2 separate regions of the Homo sapiens genome follow, and region 1 is linked to region 2. Evidence: chromatin contacts called from ENCODE Hi-C or POLR2A ChIA-PET data. All regions are on one chromosome and are shown on one strand. Each heading gives the region's core, a stretch centred on a gene start or an enhancer-like site at or near the end of the contact. The rest is flanking DNA. Distances are from core to core; before and after follow the strand shown. Region 1 has its middle 24 kb from the start of MIR4430. Region 2 overlaps LTBP1 (latent transforming growth factor beta binding protein 1).

What was found. A loop is a pair of places that touch in the nucleus more often than their neighbours do. ChIA-PET counts read pairs that join two places held with the same protein, here RNA polymerase II (POLR2A). Pooled maps may share reads with other maps.
Region 1: a loop to region 2 is called in a map of IMR-90, with 2.1 times the contacts of the local background. The contact joins two enhancer-like sites. A Hi-C loop is called at or near these places in 3 of 168 maps with a recorded cell type or tissue (HepG2, IMR-90 and astrocyte of the cerebellum), 1 of 37 single-sample maps with no recorded cell type and 5 of 50 pooled maps. POLR2A ChIA-PET finds 5 or more read pairs at or near these places in 3 of 52 experiments (A549, AG04450 and OCI-LY7).

What each region holds. Positions count from the first base shown.
Region 1 is chr2:33,439,796-33,444,894 of GRCh38, reverse strand. It overlaps a transcript of RASGRP3 not described here. Among named protein-coding and RNA genes, the nearest start is that of MIR4430, 24 kb to the right of the region's middle. Within about 2 kb of position 3,459, at least 6 of the 41 ENCODE cell types and tissues checked have a DNase peak (open chromatin) inside an H3K27ac peak, as active enhancers do.
Region 2 is chr2:33,394,433-33,400,198 of GRCh38, reverse strand. LTBP1 (latent transforming growth factor beta binding protein 1) reads right to left here. Exons shown (of 34, transcript NM_206943.4): 33 at 2,917-3,066; 34 at 690-1,835. The coding sequence ends at 1,654. Among named protein-coding and RNA genes, the nearest start is that of MIR4430, 21 kb to the left of the region's middle. Within about 2 kb of position 3,543, at least 3 of the 41 ENCODE cell types and tissues checked have a DNase peak (open chromatin) inside an H3K27ac peak, as active enhancers do.

The sequences.
Region 1 (5,099 bases), core at 2,210-4,709, 45 kb before region 2:
CTATTCCTATACCTAAAATTCACTTCAAAACATTATGATAAAGTCTTTTACAAGCATATCATCCAGATTTCAAATTTGGATAATGTTTATTAAAAAAACTTCTATTGCCCTAATTCTCAACTGAGGAATCCATAGTTACCCAGCCCAGGTGAAGAGCTGAATCATTCTAATAAGCCAAATCTCCAAAACTGCCAGTCCTTGGCTTGCTATTCAACTATTCAATCTTACTTGATATAGAATGTTCAGCTCAAATGTTTCAGAATGGAGATGACTGTGAGTACAGAAAAGGTAGCAATATCTCATAGTCTAAATTTCACATTATTTATGAGCTGTGGGTGGCACCGTAGCTCTTCTGTTTAGATTTGCACTGTCTTATACAGTAGCCACTAGGCACCTGAAGCTATCAACTTGAAATGAGGCTAGTCTGAGTTGAGACATGCAGTAAGGATAAAATACACACTGGGTTTCAAAGACTTATTACAAAAAGGGAATATAAAGTTTTTATTAGTGGTTTTTTATATTGGGTGCATGTTGAAATGTTATCTTGGATATATTTGGTTAAATCAACTATATTATTATTATTATTTTAGAAAGGGTCTTGCTGTTGCCCATGCTGGAGTGCAGTGAGTGGTGCAATCATAGTTCACTGCATCCTCGAAATACTGGGCTCAAGCAATCCTCTCACCTCAGTCCCCTGAGTAGCTAGGACTACAGGCATGCACCACCATGCCCAGCTAATGTTTAAAATTGTTTTTGTAGAGACAGGGTCTTGCCATGCTGCCCAGGCTGTTCTTGAAATCCTGACCTCAAGCAATCCTCCCACCTTTGCCTCCCAAAACACTGGGATTACAGGTGTAAGGCACTATCCCCCACTCCTTAAACTATGATATTAAAATTCATTTTATCTGTTTCTTTTTATTTTTTGAAATGTGGTCACTAGGAAATGTAAAATGAACTATGTAGGTCACATTAGTGGCTCACATTTTATTTATATTTTATTTTTTTAATTTTTTTGAGACAGGATCTCACTTTGTTGCCCTGGCTGGAGTGCAGTGGTGTGATCATAGCTCACTGTAGACTTGAACAACTGGGCTCAAACAATGTTGCCAACTCAGCCTCCTGAATATCTAGGACTATAAGCACGTACCACCATGCCCAGCTATTTTTTTTTTTTTTTTTTTTTTTAGAGACAGGATCTCACTATGTTGCCCAGGCTGGTCACCTGGGTTCAAGTGATCTTCCAGCCTCTGCCACCCAAATTGTTGGGATTACAGGTATGTATTTCTACAGGACTGTGCTGTAGGGTGTTCCATAATAAATAGTAAGAGCAGTAAGTAGTCTTTAAAACTGGAAGTCAGAGCTGCTGCCGAATTTTACTCCATATCAGGCTAACCAGAGAAGAGTATGACTTGGAGTGATGTAACAGCCCACACATGTTTAGTTTCCCCATCCAAAGAATTCTAGTAATACCCAGCAAGACAACTATGAACACAGGCCGCTAAGAGAAATAAATAAATGTTACCACAGCATAATACCTGCCTTACTTAACTGTTTCCTAATTGATAACCCATCCCTCATTTTCATCTAAGGGATGTGCCCATTTCATGGCATGGAAACTAGATATTGAATCATTAATTCACTTGTTTTGAGTTTTTGTTGTTTTATTCTCCTGCCCATTGCTATTAAAATGAAGACTAGGGACAATTTAAAAAATAGAAACATGAATTTGCTATTTATAAATGTAATAGAAAGAAACACTTTTAAGATTCTATGTCTGGGCAACAGGGAGTTATTCAGAGGCAAGAAAAGTCACAGCAATATCGCTGTGCATTTTACTAGCTATGTGCACAGGGAGGCGTTCACACTGACCCTGAATATTAATAAACATAAAAAGTTCAGCAGCAAATCCCTGTTGTGGGATTACCGGATTACTGAATTAAAAACACATTGGAAGTCATTGCTGCCAGCAAAGAATTGTGTAACTGCTGGTAAAAAAGAAAAAAAAAAAAAACAATAGTGATTTCTGTAGGAGAACAAAACAATAATATCTTTGTAATGTTCTGAAATCGCTACATGAATAAAGCTGAGACGGGCTCCCCTGCATTTCCCAGTTTGATTTGCTGACCATCTTGTCTGCCCATAATTGTTTTCTGCCATTCATTTCCTCCAATTGTCAATTATTACTAAAACAATTATGAAAAAAGTGCATGTCTTTGTTTCCTGCTGCTGATGAATGCAGTGAAGTCATAGAACAGGCCAGTGCATCATAATCTTTTCCATTACAATGGATTATGCTGTCACAAACAGGATATAGCCCTTTACTTGGAGGAGAGGCCGTCAATGGCAATGAATTAGCATGAACATATTGTCAGCCATGACAGCAAGAAATCAGAACAGAGACTTAGCTCTGTACATTTTGAAAACATACTGGGTTTTGTTCCTGATTATAAAAGTAGTACATGCTTATTTATCCTGGAGACAAAGTAGAAAATCAAAATCACCATTATCCCACCAACCAGAAATTTTTTTTCGAGACGTAGTCTCGCTCTGTCACCCAGGCTGGAGTGCAGCGGCGCGATCTTGGCTCACTGCAACCTCCGCCTCTTGGGTTCAAGCAATTCTCCTGGCTTAGCCTCCTGAGTAGCTGGGACTACAGGCGCATGCCATCACGCCTGGCTAAGTTTTGTATTTTTAGTAGAGATGGAGTTTCACCATATTGGCCAGGCTAAGAAATTTCTATTGTTAACAGTTGGTGTATGACTTTTTAGCTCTTACTTCTTTTTTCATATGTACATATATATTTTTTAAGCAAATGGGGTCACACTATATACATAATTTTGTAGACTTCTTACATTCACTGAATGTAAGTGTAAATGTTCACTTAACATTTACTATGAATAGTTTCCAATGTCATTAAATATTATAATGTAATTTAATGTCTGTATAAAATTTCATATTGTGGAATGTTATTTAACAATTCCCTGTATATTTAGGTTAGTTACAAAATGTATCTGTTATGAATAGTCTTTTACACACGCATTATTGTCTCAATTTATGATGTTTTTAAGAATAGATCCCTAAAAGATAGACTTTTTGCTTTTTACTAAAAAATATATTGTGTATTTTGAAGTAAATATTTAGAATCAAAGATCTAGGAAATCTTAATAAAAAGGCACGTATGTGCATTGAAAGTTTAGTAGCCAAACATATGTGCCTGCCTAAAATGGTAAACAGGTGAAGTATTTTTAATGATTAGAAAGTTTAAGATAAATCTAAAACTGTTCTATTCAAAATGCCTTTCAGGCCAACAAGCTGTAAGGGTGTATGTAATTCCATGGAGTCTTCTTCCAGAATTTCCTAGCACAACTAGCCTTCTTGAATTTGCTATTTAGAGATTCCTAAAGAGCTTGCTTCTAGTGCCTGGCTCTGCTGTCTCTGGGCTGAGCGTTGTTTTCTGGTATTGCCACTAGAGAGCAGCCAGGGACAAGGAGAGGAGGTTGACACCCTTGGTCTTTTCTCTTCAGCATAACCTTTTTCTAAAAATTGCACGATCTAATTTATATGTGGAATATTTTTTAAACCCTAAAACACAGAGATACAGAATGAAACAGTGGCCACTAAGGGTGGGAGGAGGGGGGAAAGGGAAATGGGGACATATAGGTCAAAGGATACAAAATAGCAGACACTAAAGAACAAGTTTGGAGGCTGGGTGCCGTGGCTCACGCCTGTAATCGCAGCACTTCAGGAGGCCGAGGCAGGAGGATCATTTGAGGTCAGGAGTTCAAGACCAACTTGGCAACATGGTGAAACCCTGTTTCTACTAAAAAATACAAAAATTAGTGGGTGCAGTGGCGTGTTCCTGCAGTCCTAGCTATTTGGGAGGCCGAGGCACAAGGATCACTTGAGCCCTGGAGGTGGAGGCTGCAGCAAGCCGAGCTTGTGCCACTGCATTCCAGCCTGGGTGATAGAGGGGGACCTTGTCTTGAAGAAGAAAGAAAAAAAAACAAGTTTGGAGATCTAATGTCCAACCTCAAGATGAAATTTAATAAAATTGTATTGTATTCGGGATTTTTGTAAAATAAGTATGTTTTAGCCACACATGTCATACAAAAAAAGTAACTATATGAGATTATAGATTCTTCATCATAATCTTTATTTCACCAGATGACCAAGGGAAAATTTAAAATGAGCCACTAAGGGGAAAAACGATTCTGGAGGTTAATAAATAAGGAAAACCTCTGGGTATAAATGATTTCCATTTTCTCAGAGAGAGTAACCAAAAGATGGAGAATTCTACGAGGGCCATCAAAGTTACGAACAATAGAAGACCTGGAACCTGGCTAAAAACTGGGTTCTAGCATGAGCAACTGGCGCCCTTAGCTCTTTGCAGATGGAGAAAGTGAATCTAGAGCCAGAGGCTCAACATTCTGTATATGAGTCTCAGTTGTGAGGGCTTTGGCCCCTACACATGGTGGTTCCATTTTCCATCTGCCTCTCATTAATGATGTGATCATGGACATGTTACTTAATCTCTCTGACCTCACTTTTCTCAACTACAAAATGTGGCTGGCAATGGAACCTGCCGATAGATGGTTGCAGAGGCAGAAGGAGATAATGGAGATAAAAGGCTTGACATCGAGTAAGTGCTTAATAAATGTTGTCGTTTTTATTTCCAGTTCTCACCTCCCTCCTAAGCTGTTTTCCATTCTCAGCTGTTCGCTTACTATTTCTATCTGACTATTCCATCATTCCCTCAAATTTCCTGTGTTTGAAACCAAAATCCCCATCCCTCTCACTAACTCCCTGACCTGCTGCTGTCTCTTTGGCCATTTCTTTGAATGGAGCCATAAAACATAACATCCTCTTGAACACATTCTCTCCTCCTATAACCATACCCAATTAGTTTGCAAAACGCGTCAGTTTGTTCTCAGATGTGTCTCCATTGGGCTTCTTTCTCTCTGTCTTCATCAGAACCCAGGCCTCGGTGCCCTGATCTCTCCCCCAGCAAGTTCTGCCTCCAACCGGCAGATCTTATGCACGCCATTTCCCTTTTCAGAACTTCTCATCGGCCCCAGGTGTCTTTAAATTCTTGACTCCTT
Region 2 (5,766 bases), core at 2,294-4,793:
GGGGCGGGGTGGGGTGGGCATTTCCTGATGGCCCACACCTGCTGCACTTAAGTGTTAATTAAATGCAGGTGCCAAAGAGATGCAACTTCCTGGGCATGCACATTAAGGACAAAATGGTGGAGTACAACCTTCCAGGGGCACACCACCAGGAAAGGGAAGAAAGCCTCAGATGGGCATATGTACAGCTTCCTCAACACTGTGTGTGCTCACTTCCCAAGTGTAAGGAGGGTGCTGTGTGTGCCGGCAGCCCACCCTAAGGGAAGAAGCATGGAAAGGGGCCAGCCTGTAAAATCCTAGCTAGGTCAAGGTTAAACACTGCACTTGGCCTTCAGGTGCCCACTTGGGTCTCTTCCAAGTGAACTTTCCTTTCTTTCCTGCTCTAAAGCCTTTTTAAATCAACTTCCATTTCTGCTCTGAAACTTGCCTGGTCTCTTTTTCTGCCTTATACCCCTCAGTCAAATTCTTCTGAGGAGGCAAGAACTGAGGTTGCTGCAGACCTATATGGATTCGTCACCGGTAACTCAGACACCTTCTATGGGTGACACAAGGACAGCAGTCATACTGGATTAGGGCCATTCCAATGACCTCATTATCCTTAATTACCTCATTAAAGATCCGATCTCCAAATCTAGTCACTTTCTGAAGTATCAGAGGTTAAAATTCCCACATATGAATGTTAGGGGAAACAATTTAGCCCATAACAAGATCTAACAAATTTAATGATTAACTTGTAAAAGACACTACATTAACAGAAGACCACTGGAAAAGATAAAAGTGGGGAGAGTGGGATACAACTTATACACATGTACTCATTGACAATTACTCTCAGGTAGAATTTTTTCTACAAAAATGGTGATTTATTTAACATACAATGGTAGATATATTGGGGATCATCAAATTTTTAAAAATTTTTGTTGGGCTTACTTTACATATTACAATACTAACGTAAGCTTATAAACTCTTCCATTTCAGTGAAGGAAAGGGATCCAATTAACACCTGCTAGCAGCTTGGCTAAGAACGGACATTAAAATCAGACAAAACACTGAAAATATAAAGTACTTTTCTCCAAATGTGTATACAAAGTTTTGGAACAAAATCACTGCCTGCTCCACAGGACAGACAATTTGAATTTCAAAAATGCTCCAGGCCGGGAATTGCATAACCCTGTGTAACAATACTTATAATACAGCTTAACAATATTGTATCGAAGACTTTTTCATTTGAGATTTTTAAAAAACTGAAGTAAAAGAAAAACAGTAGCCAAGGAACTGCACAACCAAAAAATGAAAATTATATAAAATATTTCCACCACTATTTAAATGCCAAATTTAATCAAGCAATAGTAAAAAAACAAAACAACATAATAATACAACCTTCTGTTTAAAATAACAGCACTGTTCCACCTCTCTTCCATTGAATTTTACATATGAACAGACTATATATACTGGTTTTTTAGAGAAATGTCCATTTGGTCTGCCACACCTATCGGGCTCATCCTAAATCCTCTCATTGTCTTCAGAGGACTTGCAATTCCATGCTGTTTCTGTATTTCCAGCCTTCCGGGGTAGGTGCAATGTCTCAAGTATAATACATTTCTCCCTTTTCCTTTACACAGTGCAGAGTATATGGGCTTAGGTTATGTAGATTCTGTTTCACTCCAGGTCACTGTCTTTCTCTAAATTCAAGGCGGTATTCAACGGAGTGCAGTAGTTTGGCTTGTCAGAAGGCACGTAGCCTGGCAGACACAAACACTTGTAGGAACCATCGGTGTTAATGCACTTGGCATTCTTGCAGAGAGACATCCGGTTGTTCAACTCATCGCATTCATTTACATCTGCAATAAGTCAAGCCATGCAGGTAAACAATCTTGGATATTATTCTGTGAGGACACATAACCTGAGGCTTACCTGAGGCCCTTCCCCCGACCACCCCAAGGAAGCTTTCTCGTCATTGCTTCAGTCACAGACAAGACGAAGATGACTTTTTTGAGATCTTAAAGAGGCAGATTATCAGGGAGGTTCTAGAACTTCTTTCACTGTTATCTAGCAAAACATGAGCATTTTGTGAGCTTGACATTTTCTAGTAGAACCTCAAGGAAGTTGGAGGAACTATATTACTTCCAAATTCCTTCCCATAGGTATGGAGGAACTGCTAGATTTGTCAAGAGGAACCAGATACCTACGCAGAGGCCTCTCCATACAGCCTGTCTAAAGCCTTCCATAACATTCACAGACCTCCTTCTACATGAGACCCATTTAGGCTCTCACTCACTTGAAACATCTGTTAAGAAGCTAGGTTACCTATTTTACAGACACACCATGGATTAAAACTAACAAAAGCAAAGTGGGCAAAAGGACTGCTTCAAGATGGAGAAGAGGCCAGGCGTGGTGGCTCACGCCTGTAATCCCAGCACTTTGGGAGGCCAAGGTGGGCGGATCACGAGGTCAGGAGATTGAAACCATCCTGGCTAACACGGTGAAATCCCGTCTCTACTAAAAATACAAAAAAAAAAAAAAAAAAAAATTAGCCGGGTGTGGTGGCGGGTGCCTGTAGTCCCAGCTACTCAGGAGGCTGAGGCAGGAGCATTGCTTGAACCTGGGAGGCAGAAGTTGCAGTGAGTCAAGATCACCCCACTGCACTCCAGCCTGGGCGACAAGAGTAAAACTCCATCTCAAAAAAAAAAAAAAAAAAGAATTGTGGTAAAATACACAGAACATATTTACCATTTTAACCATTTTTAAGTATATAGTCCAGTGGCATTAAGTATATTCATACTGTACTTAATGTACATCTCCAGAACTTTTCTCATCTTCTCAAACTGAAACTCAGCAAATCTATCTTAAATGTTCTCTACTGACTGAGATACGGGGTGTCAGGAAAAAATTAATGTCCCATAAAACACACGTCATTCTTACCGACACAGGTCATCTTGGCCGTATCCAAGTGATACCCATCAAAGCAATCGCAGGTGTAACCTTCCTGGACCCTCACACAGCGACCATTTTCACATCCATTGAGGATGCCGCATTCCTCAGCCTGTAACTCCTCAAAGCTATTTAGAAAACCTGGAAAGGAAAGGGCAGAAGCTAAGTTAGAGCTTCTCAACTTCCTATATCATTTTGTAAATGATATTTAGATGATGGTTCATTTTCCAAATAGACACATATATGTCCATACATATTTCAGACATCTTAAAGTTAGCATTAGAAATACTGAATGTTGCTGTGTAAAATAGCATAAAAATAAAAAACTTGTATATTTTGTGCAGAGTAGCCTCATTTTGAATTCTGATATTCTATGTTAAAATCACATAAAACGAGAAAGCAAGTATGGTTTTTGTTTTTGCTCTTAATTATTAAAAGTGTTCATCCAAAGTTCCAAACTTCGTGAGTTTGCAGTAGGGCAAGTGTCAGACTCTCAGAACAGAACCAACAGAATTCACTATCGGAGTCTAGTAAGCATTTGCTAAGAAGGTCCGTAAGAGTGTGAGGCAATACGTTTTCAGCCGGCGTTTGTAAGACCAGAGAGAAGCAGGCTGGCTCTGCCATGTGTTTGTTTGCTCTGGCTACGGAATGAGCCTTACAAAAGGGCTCCCAGGGGATCAAAGGAAAAATTCAGTAAAAGGGCCTCAAAACATCCTGATGAATGAGAAAGAACATCATACTTGTGTTTAGAAAACCCAAAGTCTGGGCTCATGCCTATAATCCCAGCACTTTGGGAGGCTGAGGCGGGCAGATCGCCTGAGGCCAGGAGTTCAAGACCAGCGTGGCCAACATGGTGAAACCCTGTCTCTACTAAAAATACAGAAAATTAGCCGGGCGTGGTGGTGGACACCTGTAATCCCAGCTACTTGGGAGGCTGAGGCAGAAGAATCGCTTGAGCCTGAGAGGTGGAGGATGCAGTGTGCTGAGATCACGGCCACTGTCCAGCCTGAGCAACAGAGCAGGACTCTGTCAAAAAAACAAAAGACAAAAAACCAAAAAACAAAACAAAACAAAACACACACACACACCAAAAAAAAACAGAACCAAAAGTTTTTTTTTAAGGAAACAAAGAAACTCTTGTTTGGCTCTTTTTATAGTTTAGATCTCTTGAAACCAAGTCAGAGCTAGACTTTAGAGTTTTTGTGATGTAAAAACAATTTAGCCAGGCATCAAGAGTGTTTAGCTCTCATTTTGCAGAGGAAAGTTCTAAACATAAATCCACAGTGACCCAACACACTGTCATGTGGCCTCTCATCTCCTGTCTCTTCCCAATAGTACCACAAAGTAGCTTCAAAAAAAAAAAAAATATATGGCTAGAACTTTCTATCTGGCCTTTGAAGTAATTCTCCAGTGGAACTGCAGGGGGCAGCAGGCAGCAAAATATCATTGCTTATGGAGGGCAATAAGGTCTAACTTGGAGGAATTGGACAAGGATATGGAGTTTGGTCTCCTTGATCACCAAAAAGCAACCAACTTAGCCAGCTTTTTTTTTTTTTTTCTAAACAAGGAAATAAAGACTTACTTGTTACTTCTCTTAACTACAACAAAAAAGAAGTTTCAACAATGACTAAAGTGCCTGAGGTCAACATGAAGACAAATTTGGTCAGAGTTTCTCTTACATTCTAAGATTAGGTGCCCTGAGGGGAGATAGGTGAAGAAGAAACTTTAGAGCATGCCCTTCAGAGAAGAAAGTGGGTTTTAGAGATGACCGAAAAATATACAATAAGTGAATCTTAAATTATCTGTTTGGGTAAGAACAATACACTGGTATTGGGGGACTTGAGTTCCCATTCCCATTTCCCTATGTGTACCTTGTAAACTTGGGCAGAAAGCTTATTTTTCTCACGTATGAAGTAAAAGCACTGAATTTTAGGATCTCTAAAGCCCCACTCAGTTATAGGTTTATTTTGTGGAAATGAACCATGGGATTTGAATCAGAGGAACTCGGTCTTCTGCTCATGCCTGTGACCCTGGCCAAGTCACTTGATTTTGTTGAAACCAGGTTCCTCATTTAAAAATAGAGAAACGATGCTATGTAGAATGGCATACCCAACATTGAACACAATGTCTGCACTCAGTAGAAGTATTTTGTAATGAATGAACACTTTTCTACCTTGTAAAGATTAAATGAGATTTGGCATAAGTTTGGGGGATAAAAAAGAAAATATGGTACATATACACCATGGAATACTAGGCAGCCATAAAAAAGAATGAGATAATGTCTTTTGCAGGAACATGGATGGAGCTGGAGGCCTATCATCCTTAGCAAACTAACGCAGGAACAGAATACCAAATACCACATGTTCTCACTTGTAAGTGGCAGCTAAATGATAAGAACTTATGAATACAAAGAAGGAAACAGCAATGACTTTCTTCACGGAATTGGAAAAAACTACTTTAAAGTTCATATGGAACCAAAAAAGAGCCTGCATTGCCAAGACAATCCTAAGCCAAAAGAACAAAGCTGGAGGCATCATGCTACCTGACTTCAAACTATACTACAAGGCTACAGTAACCAAAACAGCATGATGCTCGTACCAAAACACAGATACAGACCAATGGAACGGAACAGAGCCCTCAGAAATAATACCACACATCTACAACCATCTGATCTTTGACAAATCTGACAAAAACAAGAAATGGGGAAAGGATTTCCTATTTAATAAATGGTGCTATGGTGCTGGGAAAACTGGCTAGCCATATGTAGAAAGCTGAAACTGGATCCCTTCCTTACAAAATTATACAAAAATTAATTCAAGATGGATTAAAGACTTACATGTT